Regions from separate parts of the Homo sapiens genome. Here region 2 is linked to region 1. Evidence: read pairs that join two places in POLR2A ChIA-PET (ENCODE). Cell type or tissue: GM12878. All regions are shown on one strand. Links, peaks and the distances in the headings refer to the core of each region. The heading gives the core; the rest is flanking DNA.

The links. ChIA-PET counts read pairs that join two places held together with the same protein. Peaks named below come from ENCODE experiments on the same cell type or tissue, not always from the same donor. Only the 100,000 strongest peaks of a DNase experiment are listed, where the experiment ranks them.
Region 2: POLR2A ChIA-PET joins it to region 1 with 5 read pairs; 2 of 35 experiments call an interaction of 5 or more read pairs at or near these places.

Annotation. Positions count from the first base shown.
Region 1 is chr3:32,988,790-32,996,373 of GRCh38, reverse strand. It overlaps LOC107986072 (a long non-coding RNA gene), which reads left to right and starts at 3,691. Exons shown (of 2, transcript XR_001740633.2): 1 at 3,691-3,784; 2 at 3,942-4,453. It also overlaps a transcript of GLB1 not described here. RefSeq lists an enhancer at 3,468-3,587. In GM12878, for the core only: no CTCF peak of the experiment used is centred there; a DNase peak (open chromatin) is centred at 3,403; H3K27ac peaks cover 1,366 bases.
Region 2 is chr3:32,843,167-32,850,750 of GRCh38, reverse strand. All of the region lies in intron 1 of TRIM71 (tripartite motif containing 71), which reads right to left. Among named protein-coding and RNA genes, the nearest start is that of TRIM71, 29 kb to the right of the region's middle. RefSeq lists a silencer at 2,920-3,214 and enhancers at 2,866-3,446, 6,490-7,085. In GM12878, for the core only: no CTCF peak of the experiment used is centred there; no DNase peak of the experiment used is centred there.

The DNA of each region.
Region 1 (7,584 bases), core at 2,007-4,506:
TTAAATTGGATCCCGTTTTGTGTGTTTCAACATAAGAACTTCACATATTCACACAGTACAGGCCTATACACATGTCAGTAGTCAGGCATGCACGTGTGTGTGTGCTGTGTATGTGCACAGATAGGAAAGGATGTGGTGTTTCTGATATTCCTGTCCTGACATGGAGCAGTAGCTCTCATTTGTTGAGGACTTGTTCTACACCATGCACAGTTCTGAGTTTATGTTTAACTCACTTGCCCCTCACAAGAACACTGAGGAATATACTGTCATCCTGCCGGTTTACCAGATCTCACAGATGTATGTGGCGAGACAGGGTTTGAGCCCAGGTAGTCTGGCTCTAGTGTCCGGGTACACATTGCATACATAAATATTAATACATGCTTGTGTTGCACAAGAAAGGTTAGGAATAACTTAAAAATGTTCATATACTTATATCTGGATGCTAAGTATTTGAGAGATTGCTTGCTTTTTCTTATCTGTATTTTTAATTATATACTGGGAATATGTAATTTTTTTTTTTTTTTTTTTTGAGGCTGGGTCTTGCTCTGTTGCCCAGGCTGAAGTGCAATGGCATGATTGTAGCTCATTGCAGCCTTGAATTCCTGGCTTCAAGTGATCTTCCTACCTTGACCTCCCAAAGTTCTGGGATTACAGTTATGAACCACTGCACCCGGCCCTGTAGTTTTGTTTTGTTTTTAAGGAGGGAGAAAGGAAAGTTTTTTTATGTCAATCTGTAATGTTTTCTTGGTGGTATATTTTTCCCTCTGTCATAGGCACAACTAATAAATATCTGAGATTGAACAGTGAGTCTTTAAACACAGGTTGAGCCAGCTGCAAGTGGCATAGATGAGCCGAAACAAACACTGGAACTTAGTTAAGGACGTTTTTCCATAGTACCTTTTTCTAGATGTTCTGCACCATTTGATGTTTGGGCAGATCACAGGGCGAAGGAGGTGCTACATGGACTCATACCCTCATTTCATTACTCCTCCACTGCACAGTTACCAAAAACATAAAATGATACTCAAGAACCATGGCCAAACAGTGATAAGCTTTGGAAAGAAATGTGAAATGACTCCTTTTAAAGCATATGTACATTGGTGAATTGCAGTTCCCCTGCCCTAGAGACAAGCAGAGAATCTCCAGAAGGCACGAGCAGTGGAGTGTGGTTGCCTCATCAGCGTGTACACTTGCCTTATATTTCACTCATTCAGTCTTCAGAACTACACTGTAAGGTCAAATAGCAATAAGTCCATTTTACAATTGAAAATATTTAAAACTTTGGCAAGAGGCAGAGTTGATTTCAAACCTGGCCTACCTCCCTCCAAAGCCAGAGTGTTTTGTCTTATCAATGTGAGGGAATTTGGATGGGTTTTCCCACCTACAGCACTCTGCCACCCCTTACCCAGGAAGTTTTTGGAAAACAGAATCTTTTTTTTTTTTTTTTTTTTTTGAAACAGAGTCTTGCTCTGTCACCCAGGCTGGAGTGCAGTGGCATGATCTTGGCTCACTGCAAACTTTGCCTCCTGGGTTCAAGCGATTCTCCTGCCTCAGCCTCCAGAGTAGCTGGGATTACAGGCGTGCATCACCATGCCCAGCTAATTTTTGTATTTTTAGCAGAGACGGGGTTTTGCCGTGTTGGTCAGGCTGGTCTCAAACTCCTGACCTCAGGTTATCCACCCACCTGGGCCTCCCAAATCGCCGGGATTACAGGCATGAGCCACTGCGCCTGGCCAGAAAACAGAATCTTAATACATAGATAGTGCCACCTGGACTCTGGACTCCCCTCAACCCATCCAACTCTACACTGCCTCTCATGGGCACACATTTTGCCTGCTACAATGTTCTTCCTAAAATAAGATGTGCCTTCAGTCATTCTTGATTTCTCTCAATAACCTTATTTCAGATCTGTCCACGAATTGATTGAAAATGCAACTCTCTCTATGGATGCTACCTTTGGAAAATAATAAGGGGAGTACTTTTATTACCTACTATCTAAACCTTTTATATTAAATTTATCTTTCAGCCACCGTGCCCGGCCTCACAATGTAGTCATTTGTGTCTGATCTCTCTCAGCATACCGTGAGGTTTGTTCCATGTTGTAGCATGTTCAGGAATGTGTTCCTGTGTGTTGCTGAGTCGCATTCCATTGTATGGATGTACCACATTTTGTTTATCCATTTGCCAGCTGATGGGTACTTGAATGGTTTCCAGTTTTGACTATTATGAAGAATGCTGATATGAACATCCATATACAGTTATTTGTGTAGTCATCCGTTTTCATTTCTCTTGGATAGATACCCATGAGAGGGATTGTTTAGTCATATAGTAATTTATATTGAACTGTTTAAGGAACTGTTAAACAATTTCAGAATATCTTTTTTGAAGATAGTGAATAATGAAGAGGAGGCAGAATTACCCTTAGACCTGTAATCCCAGCACTTTGGGAGGCCGAGGTGGGTGGATGGCTTGAGCCCAGGAATTCGAGACTAGGCTGGGCAATATGGCAAGACCTCATCTCTACTAAAAATACAAAAATTAGGCCAGGTGCGGTGACTCACACCTGCAATCCAAGCACTTTGGGCTGAGGCAGGTGGATCACCTGAGGTCAGGAGTTCGAGACCAGCCTGGCCAACATGGTGAAACCCCATCTCTACTAAAAAATACAAAAATTAGCCGGGCATGGTGGCAGGCACCTGTAATCCCAGCTACTCAGGAGGCTGAGGCAGGGGAATTGCCTGAAAGCGGGAGGCGGAGGCTGCAGTGAGCCGAGATTGCGCCACTGTACTCCAGCCCGGGTGACAAGAGTGAGACACCGTCTCAAAAAAAAAAAAAAAAAAAAAAAAAAAAATTAGCTGGATGTGGTGGTGCATGCCTGTAGTCCTAGCTACTCAAGAGGCTGAGGTAGGAGGATCACTTGAGCCTGGGAGGCAGAGGTTGCAGTGAGCTGAGATCACACCACTGCACTCTAGCCTGGGTGGCAGGGCCAGACCCTGTCTCAAAAAAGAAAGAATCACACTTAGAATTTGCAGATTTATCATCCCTCCTGTCCTCTCTCTTCCCTTCTCCACCTTACACTACCTACTTTCTTTATCTGTCATTGTCAGTCTGTTTATCTTTGTTTCTCAGCAAATCCAGTTTATTCAGAATGAAATTGTTTAATGCTAATCCGAGGTGGGGTTTTTTTTCATTGTTTCCCCAACAAGAAATATGTCTTCTGTCAAATGACACAAATAGGAAATGATCTCATGTGGTCTTTATTTCTCTCCTTTATGAAAAAGAAGTCATTTTCTGAAATCACCTTTTTAGTCAGTCTGAGGGATCCTGACTGGTCTGTGGTAGCACACACAGCTGGTGTGGACCATCAGCACATGGGCTGCAAGGAAAATCGCCCCGATGTCCAGACAGTGGGGCCAGGTGGTTTCTGGGTTTTGGCCTAGCCCCTGCTCTTGGTCTGACTGAGCAATACTTCCCCAGATGTCCCTTGCCCTTCAGCCCACTGGCCCTGACCTTTGTTAGAAGTGGATGCCCAGCAGCTTTCTGGTTGTCTGTGAATGCCCGGTGAAGATTCTGAACTGATTCCTCACCAGACAGTTGCTCTGTTTGCACCACAAGGGGCTTTCCCACGTGTGAGCAGGCCTCCCACCAGCTTCATTCCTCCAAACTCCCAAACCAGCAGCACTGTCTCCTAAGATACAACAGGACAGGCTTTGAGGACAGAAACCCAGGGTCACGTTCCTGCTCCATCACTTTCCATCAGCATGGTCTCGGGCAAGGGAATCGTGTAAGTCTAAATTTCTTATTCTCCTAAATGTGGTGGCCACCTTGTGGGGTTTTAAAATTAAATGAGGTCATCATAAAAGTACCTTGTATAGCATTTGCCATGTAGTAGCTGCTTACTAAATGCTAGTTTGAGTCTTTCCTATCATATTCCACCACAGAAGCAGGTAACTGATCATCTGGAAACCTGGGGGACAAGAGGGAAGAAATGACACCTAGGATGCTCCATCCTTTCCCTGCATCCCTTTGTGTTCAGTTCAACAACTTGGTTCTCCTCCTGACCAGCCACTGTGCTTGGCTGAGGACACAAAGGTGAAGGAGACAGTCTAGTATAAAACATGACACAGACCAGACCCAAAGGGGAGGAAGAGGTCCTGTAGAAAGGTGAAGGGGCATCATTCACCAAGCCTCTCCAGCATTAACCAGAGACTGCTGGAGGGCAGCGTGAGCCTACGGAAAAGACTCGACATCCAGGGTTTGGACTTAAAGGCCCTAGTGTGGACTTCTTCAGTGCTCTGATTCCTTGAAGATTCTGTTGGCTTGTTCTCAAAACGTAAGCAACTTTCCAGTGCCAACATATTGAATTCCTTGCCCACGGGGCATTTCTCATCATCATGGGTTGCAATGTGTGCTGTTGTCTGTTGCTGCATAATAAACCAGTAAGTCTGCTTAAGTGGCATGAAGCAACTATTTTGTTATGCACACGATTCTATGGATCAGGAATTTGGACAGCCCAGCAAGGATGGCTTGTCTTTGTTCTGTGACGTTGGGGCTTCTGCTGGGTACCAGAACCATCTGGCAATTCCTTCACTCACTTGCCTGCTATTTGGGCCAGGATGACTTGAAGTTTAAGGCCACTTAGGACAGTCAACAGAGCATCTACAAGTGGTCTTTCCATGTGACTCAGGCTTCTTATAACACAGTAGCTGGGTTCTGATGGCATGTTCCAGAAGGGAGCTTCCAGAGAGTGAACATTGCAACAGAAGCAGGTGGAAGCTGCATGGCCATTTAAGGCCTAGATGCAGAAGTCACATAGCATCAGTCCACTGTACTCTACTGGTCAAAGTAGTCATAACCCAGATTCAAGGGGAGGAAACACAGATCCCCATCCTTGGATGGGAGAAATGACAAAGAATGTGTGGCCATTTTTAAGAAATCATCACATGTGCACCCAGTGCTATGTTGTAGCACACTCCAATTTGTGTATTTCCATCCATTTCACTAAAGGTCTGAAAGCCCAGCAAGCATGAATTGAGGTCCAAGGCCCCACTGGTAAGGAGCAGGAGGCCATTGGCTAAGTGGTTCATTTAGCCTGTGTTTAGTGAATTGGATCCCTTTGTCTCTTTTTGCAAATTGCCAGGCCCCGGTGGTCTCACCAGATATTAACTGAGGGGAATTAACTGGACACAGGCAGGAAATCCACTGTGTGAACCCCCCACCAGTCAGAGTTTATGGAGGTATGAGATGATGGGCACTGCACACAAAGCTCAATGTGGTTTCTGTTTCTTTGGGTGAAATCTTTTGATACGATTTCTGATCAAGAGGTGCAGTCTGTCCAATTTACTTCAACTTTCTTTAATTTTTACTAAGCAATACGATTATTATTATTATTATTATTTTTAGACAGAGTCTCACTCTGTCGCCCAGGCTGGAGTGCAGTGGCGTGATCTCTGCTCACTGCAAGCTCCACCTCCCGGGTTCACGCCATTCTCCTGCCTCAGCCTCCCGAGTAGCTGGGACTACAGGCACCCGCCACCACGCCCAGCTAATTTTTTGTATTTTTTAGTAGAGACGGGGTTTCACCGTGTTAGCCAGGATGGTCTCGATCTCCTGACCTCGTGATCTGCCCGCCTCGGCCTTCCAAAGTGCTGGGATTACAGGCGTGAGCCACCGCGCCCGACTGCAATAGGATCTTTTTACCAGAGTGCTTTGGCTGTCGTGGACCACCTGACCTCTTTTCTGGGGACTTTGAAATCAGGAAGTGTCCCAAGAAGTGCCCAGTGAGGAGTCCCCAAGGTTTCAGGGTGTATCCCTTCTAGTGTGATGGATAAGCCCCTCAGCATTTAACTATTTTAGTAGGTGGGTTTGTTTTGTTTTGTTTTTTTCATTTACCCAATAGACATTCATTCAATACTTACTCTAAACCCCATGCCACTGTGTAGGACACATTTCTTGCCCCTCAGGGAGCGCACAGATCTATTAATGAACCATGTAGCTTGTGAGGGGTAGACAATGACAGCGATGAGATCAGAGTGCTGTGAGCATGCTGAATCCAGTCTTAGACTTGATGTGGAGCAGAGACTGGTCAGGGCAGGCTTCCTGGAGTTGAGCCAGGTGAAGAATAAGAGAAGAAGGAGAAAAGATAGGCATGAGTAGAGCAGAAAGTGCTTCTCAGAGGGAGGCAGCATCTGCAGAGATCCAGGGTCTGGAGAGACAATGGAGAATTCCAGAAATTGGTGGCATGTACCTCAATCTGACTGGGGTTGGAATGAACAGAGATGAGGCAGGAGAGATGCAGGGATCAGAGCTATCTCCAACCAGATGGTAGTATCCTGAAAAATTGGTTATTTTCACATATCTTTTGTCCTCTGAAGTTTCTAGGTTCATGTCTTCAACTTTGATGGTGCTTAATAAGAATAATAACATTCATAAAGTGGTTTTAATGTGTTATTTTTGCATACAGTATTTCATTCAGTCTTTATAAGAACCTTTTGAAGAAATAGGGCGGGTGGCATGCAGCTCAGTTTACAGTTTAGGAAAATCAAGAGGTAGGAAGAATTGTGATTTACACAAAATCAGGGGCCTGAAACTCACACCCAAGTCTCTTGCCTCCAAATCCCACACTCTTCTTACTATGCAGATTGCCTTGATTGAGCTGCAAGGAGAAAGTTTTGTATTGTATTTGAGAAAACTCACAACACAGAAGAACAATATTTCAGCCTTGTCTGACATGACAGATCAGGTCTGAGCTGTGGCCCCAGGTTTTGGTGATTGACCCATGAGTCTTGTGTGTGTCTCTGGTGAGCAGAATGCCCGGTATATGTGGGTCCCCAGTGGATACAGGTCAGGGAGCAAGCAATCCTCCACACTGGAAGATGACTTATTCACAAGGCTGGGCATCCCTCTCAGACAAAACCCACTATCATATCTCTTCTGGTTTAATTCATGTTTTGACACTCAGCAAATTCCCCAGGAACTTAGCTGAAGAGTTTCGTGAGCCGGAAGTGCCTCTGAAAGAAGTGAGCAGAGAGAAGGTACGTGGAACTTTATTCATAGTTGAGCAGGCAAATGATGACTCTCGGTTTTTCTCTGGAGGGGAGCTCTTCCTTGAGGTGAAACGGGCTGAGGAGACATGAGAGAGGGCAGAGAAGCACCACAGACTGACATCAACCTGAGGCCTTCTGATGCTAAGAACATCACAACTTCCCTGGTGGGCAACTGGGTTCATCTGTCCACTGTCTGCCATGATCGGCAGATATCAAGAAGCCATTTGCAAAGTCCAAAGGACAAATATGGTAAAATACTCAAGAAACTCTCTGAAGAGTTTATTTGTAGTGGACCAGAGGTCACTGTGCTGCTGCCAGCACCCCACCCCCACCCCAGTGATCTTGATAAGTCTTTCATGGTTTTGTACCCTAAAATTGTGATTACCTGGAACCAAACCTTACCATGCCAAGGGCTTCCACTAGATGGGATTTTTGCAGTACTAAATATCTACAAGAAAAAAAGAGCTTGTAGAAAAAAAAAACAGGAAAAAACAGTTGTTAGGTGGAGGACTAGTTTTATCTAGCTTTCTATTAAAAG
Region 2 (7,584 bases), core at 2,353-4,852, 150 kb after region 1:
CAAGCCGGTCAAGATACCCTGCTTAGCAGCGTTCTCTCCATCCTGCACTCAGTATTTCAGCTTAAAATTCAAAGAATGTTCATCTACACAAGCTAGTCTTCCTTAAAGGTTATTTTTATTTGCTGTTATGTTCCAGTGGTTGCAAAAGAAGGTCGAGAATTAAGCAGGAGAGAGAATGACTCTAGTCATCAGGATGACTAAAACATTCTATGACAATCTGACAATTTCCATTCCTGGAGGGAGCCATGCTGATCATTAATGGAGGACGGAGTATTTTGGGCCTATTTAAAAGCAGTTACCAGTCAAGACATACAATATCCCTTTGAAATACTATGACATCAACACTCTGAAAGTACATAAATAGGTCAAACACAAGAGGAGGGGGAAGGGAAATGCCTTTTGCAAAAATCCTTTGGGAAACAATTTCCTCTTAGCTTTTCACCCTCCCTAATGCTTGCTTTTAGAGAATTGCACACAAAAAAAAATCTGTATTCCCAATTAGCAATGCAAACTTCACCCGCTAACCACCACATCCTCCTATAGAAAACCCTAGATTTGCCACAGGATTAGTATTTTAAACTCAGATGCCTCAACACCTTTCTGTCCCACTACCTGCCTTTGGAAAAGAGGCACGGAACGGAGGGAGACTGGAAGACAACGAACCTCCATGCCACAGGGCCTAAATTCTGAAACCATCCAGATGCGTGGGGTTTTGTTTCATTTTTGGCAATACATAATTAACAGATGACTATCTTGCTTTGAAAGACACTGAAGACATACCCCAAGAACGCTTTGAGCCACACAATCTTAGGAGCTAGATAGGAGCTACCTTCAATTTGTGTGCACAACTTGTGACAATCTCAGGGCCTGGCAACCCCTCAATTAGTGTGCAAAATTTTGAGCGTGCAGTTCTTTCTGGAGAGAAAGTACACAGGTCAGATTCTTAAAGGGGTTCTTGACAAAAAAGTTAAGAATCCATAGCCAATGCACCCAACTCTTACCCCACCGGACAAAAAAAGTGGAAGGGGAAGGAGGCTTGTTTACCTGGTAAAACAGCCACAGTTTAATTAAGAAATAAGGATTAGAACTCCAGGCCCTAGGCCAGGCTCACGCCTGTAAATCCCAGCACTTTGGGAGGCTGAGGCGGGTGGATCACTTGAGGCCAGGAGTTCGAGACCAGCCCAGCCAACATGACAAAACCCCATCTCTACTAAAAATACAAAAATTAGCTGGACGTGGTGGTGCACGCCTGTAATCCCAGCTACTGGGGAAGCTGAGGCAGGAGAACTGCTTGAAGCCTGGAGGCCGAGGTTGCAGTGAGCTCAGATCGCACCATTACATTCCAGCCTGGGTAACAGAGCAAGGCTCTGTCTCAAAAGAAAAAAAAAACCAAAAAAACTCCAGGCCCTATGCAAGATCCTTCCTCTAACCACACTGTTTAAAAATTAGTCCTGGGGGAAACTGCAGTGCCAGCGTTTCTAATCTAAGGCAGGTAAATGAACTCGCTCTACCTTCACCATGAAACAATGTTTAACTACCAAGTAGTAGCTCCACAAGACTGGGTTCCTTCTGACCTTATCCATCCAAACTGAGGGGCTTATTTTCCAACATAACAGCTTTTTAAATTCACTTGCAGTTATCATGCCCTTAAGTCCCCTGTCCACTTAGTACCCCCAGCTTAAGGCTCCCCTGACTGCCCAGGGCCAGGATCCCATGTTTTCCCATTTCCTAAAATAAGAGTGTTTGAAAAAATTTAAATATCATCTTAACCTCTCTCCAACCCTAGACCCCCAGAGCTTCAGGGAACTCATTGAATAGGGGTGAGGGATTGGGGTTTAGGGGCTTAGGGATGTGTCTGGCAGGGCTCTGAAATCCACAAGTTTCCACTGCTCCATGACACTACCACATGAAAGCTCAGCTTTCTGGTTGTCCTGTGACCTCAAGTCTCAGCTAACCAAGGTGATTCCCGCCATCCCCAGACTCCACTGGGTCCACAGCCTGGCCACTGCCCCAGGTTTCATTCAGCTGGCCAAGGCTGGTGTTTTAAAGGGCAAAAATGAAGAGGCATCAGGCATTTTAAAACTGCCTGGCTCAAGGGAAAAATAACCTCAGGACCCTAATCATAGACAAAACTAGGGGTATTTTTGAGCCTCGTTTCCCAAAAAGAACCATAAAAAGAAAACAGTATTAAGAAATATGAGATAAAGAGATAGCAGAGAATTAGCAAAGACAATCCCCTTATTTCTTCGGAGGGAACCTTCCACAACGGCTTCATGCCCTGATGATTCAGGCCCCCACCCCTCCAGGGAAGAGGGGTGGTTATCAGGGAAAGAAGTGACAAGACCAGCTGACTTCTGCAGACAAGATAAGAGTTTATGGGCCAGACCTTGCAAAACTCCCTTGGCAGGATTCCTCTGACCTGTAGAACTAAGAGGGCAGAAAGAAATGCACACTACCCTGGGGTGCACAACTGTCAAAACTCACCATATATTCAGATCTGTGCATTTCATCATGCGCACAGTATAGCATAAGTATCTACCTATCATTTCTATTTAACAAATTAAAAATCTAAGGCAAAGAGATTAACTCACATGAGGTCACACAGTATTAAGTGGCTCTTTGCCATGCTTGTATAAAGTACAGTCGTCTCTCGTTATCTGTGGAAGACTGCGTGTCCAGGACCCCCTTGGATACCAAAATCCAAGGATACTCAAGTTCCTTATATAAATGGTGTAGTATTTGCAGACAACCCATGAACATCCTCCCATATACTTTAAATCATTTCTAGATTGGTTATGAATATCTAGTACAATGTAAATATTATGTCAATAACTATACTGCATTTGAAATTTTTATTGCCTTATTTCTAATATTTTCAATCCACAGTTGGTTGAGCCCATAAATATATAAAACATTACACTCCCAAAACAAAACAAAAAACCAGCCCCATATTGAGAGCCAGCTAAGCCAAGACTCAGAGGCAAATGTGGGAGGAGGCCAACTCCAGGCGAATCTCTGCTTGTCAGCACATTCATTTGTCACATATGGAAAGGCCTGCATTTAACTGAGCACAAAGCTGAGCTCAAGACAGATAGTCAATGTGTACTTGCCAAATGTAAGGATACAGTAAGTCAGGCACTGGCCTGGATGCTTCCCTGTATCAACTCATTTAAAATGCACAACCTTAAAGTTAGTACAGCCATTATGGAGCCAAGGGCACAGAGGTTCCTCAGAAAGTTAAAAACAGCACTACCCTGGCTGGGTGCGGTGGCTCACACCTGTAATCCCGGCACTTTGGGAGGCCAAGGCAGGCGGATCACCTGAAGTCGGGAGTTTGAGACCAGCCTGACCAACGTGGAGAAACCTCTCTCTACTAAAAATACAAAATTAGCGGGACATGGTGGCACGTGCCTGTAATCCCAGCTACTCGGGAGGTGGAGGCAGGAGAATCACTTGGACCCGGGACGCGGAGGTTGCGGTGTGCTGAGATTGCGCCATTGCACTCCAGCCTGGGCAACAAGAGCAAAACTCAGTCTCAAAAAAAAAAAAAAAAAAAAAAATTGCTGGACCTGGCGGCGAGAGCCTGTAGTCCAAGCTGCTCCAGAGCATAAGGCAGGAGAATCGCTTGAACCTGGGAGGCGGAGGTTGCAGAGATGGTGCCACTGCACTCCAGCCTGGGTGACAGAAACTCAAACAAAACAAAACAAAAACAGAACTTCCACATGATCCAGCAATCCCACTTCTGGGTATATATACCCCAAATAACTGAAATCAGTATGTCAAAGAGCTATCTGTCCTCTCATATTCACTGCAGCATTGTTTACAAGACAGCAAAATGTGCCATATATGCATGGGTGAATACTATTCAGCCTTTAAAAGGAAGGAAATCCTGTCATTTGCAACAACTGGGATGAAACTGGAGGTTATTATGCTAAGTGAAACAAGCCAGGCACAGAAAGACAGACACCACATGATGTCACTTATATATGGAATCTAAAAAAGCTAATCTCATAGAAGTAGAGAGAAGAGAACTAGAGTAGAAGTAGAGAGTAGAATATCAGAGGCTGGGGTTGGAGCGGGGGGCTGGGGACAGGGGTGGGTGCAGGGGAGGGGCAAGGGGAGATGTCGGTTAAAAGTTTCAGTTAGACAGGAAGACTTAAGTTTTCAAGAGCTAATGCACAGCATGGTGACCACAGTTGTTAATGATGTATTGAGAACAGATTTTAAATATTTTAAACATTATCATTACAAAAAACATAAGTATCTAAGTTAATTACCTTAATATAATCATTCCACAATGTATGTATATACCAAACATCACATTGTACCCCCTAAACATATACAGTTATTATGCCAATTTAAAAATAAGAAGTGGTGGCCAGGCATAGTGGCTCACGCCTGTAATCCCAGCACTTTGGGAGGCTGAGGCGTGTGGATCACAAGGTCAGGAGATCGAGACCATCCTGGCTAACACGGTGAAACCCTGTCTCTACTAAAAATACAAAAAATTAGCCAGGCATGGTGGTAGGCGCCTGTAGTCCCAGCTACTCAGGAGGCTGAGGCAGGAGAATCCTGTGAACCCGGGAGGCGGAGCTTGCAGCGAGCCAAGATCGCGCCACTGCACTCCAGCCTGGGCGACAGAGCGAGACTCCATCTCAAAAAAAAAAAAAAAAAAAAAGTGGCTTACCAAGTTAGTTTCCCATCCAAAAACATAATAAATAAATGCACAAGCTAGTGAGCCATAGTCTCCAACTCCGTTTTTTAAAAAAGGATGCAAACTGCCAGGTGGATCACCTAAGGTCAGGAGATCGAGACCAGCCTGGCCAACATGGCGAAACCCTGTCTCTACTAAAAATACAAAAATTAGCCAGGCTTGGTGGCAGGTGCCTGTAATCCCAGCTACTCGGGAGGCTGAGACAGGAGAATCACTTGAACCCGGGAGGCGGAGGTTGCAGAGGTTGCAGTGAGCTGAGATCACTCCATTGCACTCCAGCCTGGGTGACAGAGAGACTCTGTTTCAAAAAAAAAAAAAGATCCAAACTTGGCCTAGGTCGCATGGCAATTTGACCCAGTAACCTCATGAAAGATCCCAAGGCCCTTTGTTCTCTCACAGGGCATACTGTCATTAACAATACATACAACTGGCTTATAATATCATATGATCTCATTTACCTAGTGACCACTGAGTTAAAGAAAGGGTTTGTACCTGTGAGTAACCCCCAGAGTAACCCCCAAACTGAAGACTCCTTGCAAACCCGCTAGAGGGAAGGAGGGCTGCCAAGCCAGGTGGCAGCAAGACTGTTCATGGTGTGGTGGCAGGAGCTGCTCAGCCAGATGAGGGACAGTGGGGACTCCTGAATATACTAAACACCTTCTTCTCTTTCATCCTTTTTGCCCTGGCTCCTGGGGATTCCTACATCTTTGCAAGCTTTCTGTGGGTTTGAGCCATGTGTCTCCCACATTTTCACCCAATTAACCCTGGGAGTGAAATGGAAGCCCTGGCATGGTCTGGGAGACACAGCCACAAACATTTCAGCTCTGTCTGAAAATTACTGTACTCCCCTCCACAGCACAGCATTAGCTGTTTTTATACAATCCAGACAGGTACCTGGAAAGCCTCCAGGTGGCTCCTGTTCAGCTCCATTTAGAGAGAGATGCCAACTAGAGGTGAAACCAGAAGGGAAGACCTGGCAAGGCCCTCAGATGCACAGCCTCACCTAGTTCTAGCTGTCCTTGTTTGTGTTGAAGGCAGAGTCCCACATGAAACAACTTTGGGGAGTTTCGCTCAAATTCAGCCCAAAAACTCAGTCTTCATTACCTTGTCTTAATTTGAATTTCCATCCCAATGTCATTAAAATTGGGGAACTTTGGAAGTACGGAATGGCTTCTTAGAAATACAATGTCTCCACTGGCTATCTTTTCAAGGTGGCTCAGAGGAGGGGGATGGCTAAAGGTTGATTCAATATTCTAGGAATTGTTATGGCTTGAAGTTGGTTAACCGACTTCATCAGCTAAGTTAAAGCTTCATTATTATCACAGGCTGCTTAAACCCACCAGGGCATCTGATAATAATACAGGTCTACCAATTTACAACTCAGGAGATATCATTTAAAATGAAATAGAAAAGTTATGATTGGCCAGGCTCGGTGGGTCACTGGTGAGACGCTCTCTACAAAATTTTTTAAAGTTAGCTAGGCATGGTGGAGAGTGCCTGTACTCCTAGCTACGCCAGAGGCTGAGGCAGAAGGATTGCTTGAGTCTGGGAGGCCGAGGCTCCGGTGAGCTGTGATCACGCCACTGCACTCTAGCCTGAGTGACAGGCCGAGACCCAGTCTCAGGGAAAGGGAATAAAAGTGAAGTTATGACTGACAATTGGGTAAAATGCCAATTCACAAAACAAAACAGTGTGCTGAGAACTCTGTTGTGACCTAAAATCCCCTCTTCCTCCTAGGGCAACATTTAAATCTGTTTCTCAAAGGGGCCACCAGCATTAGAATCCCCAGAGGTACTTGTTAAAGATGCAAATTTGAGCCCCACCCCAGTTTTAGAGAATCAGAATCTCCATGGGGTAGGGAGCCCCAGGGCTAACCAACTCCCAGGTCATTGTTAACCAGGGAAGGGCTGATTTACACAACCACACAAAATAACGACGACGCGAGAAAGCATGGGTAAGCACATAGTGGGCAGTCACTACAGATAATTTCCCCGTAAAATACTTCGGCTCTCATAGTTTTTAGGACACTTATTTTCTCTATAGTTCACATTAAAACATCTTGAGACTCTAACCAGAAAAAAGTGCGTTTATCTGGAGTTATTTGCATAACATTAAATCCAGCAGGATTTATGGAGCTCCTCCACAAAGGCAGGGTGGGCGGGCAGGGCCCAGATTAACCCTTGCCCACACCCTGGTTTGCTTTCTGGGCCGGCTCTGCACCTTCCCAGAAAGCAGCACGACAGGAAAGGAGCTCAGGGAGGTTCCCTCAGCTAATGGCCCTTGGGCGAAGACTCCTCCAGAATGTTACTTGTCCTTGGCTGGGCTGGAACAGAAAACCCAGCGGGTAACGGGATAAGCACGCAGGCGGGCATTAAGCCTGCTTCCCGGGGAAGATTAAACACAGTTAATTAAAACCCTGCAGAATGGGAGGCACGGGGATTAGCTGGCAGGGAAAGGGAGGGGGACCTGCTAGCAGGAGAGGTGATGCCTGCCCAGATTTCCTTCCCAGAGCTCTTTTGCCACTAATAAAGATTAAATGTGCTAAGCACAACTGGGCCATCCACTCCATTTTCACAGATCCCAGTATCCCTTACTTCGAGGCCCCTGGGTAAGCCTGTCCCAAGAGCTGGGCAAACCAAGAAATAAGCTTACTGGGGAGTTACTGCTATGCCTTAGAACTCTGGTTGATGAGAAAAGGGATCCTGGTGAGTTGGGGGGAGTGTCCTGAGGTGCAAATCAAGATCAACCCTCAATTACCATTACCTTCACATTTCTCCCACCCCCTGCTACCATGCAGGCCAGATCTTGGGGGGTGAAAGTAGCAGGAAGCAGAGGGCTCCCTTGGAGGGTGAGGCCCTGCCCCTCTTGTA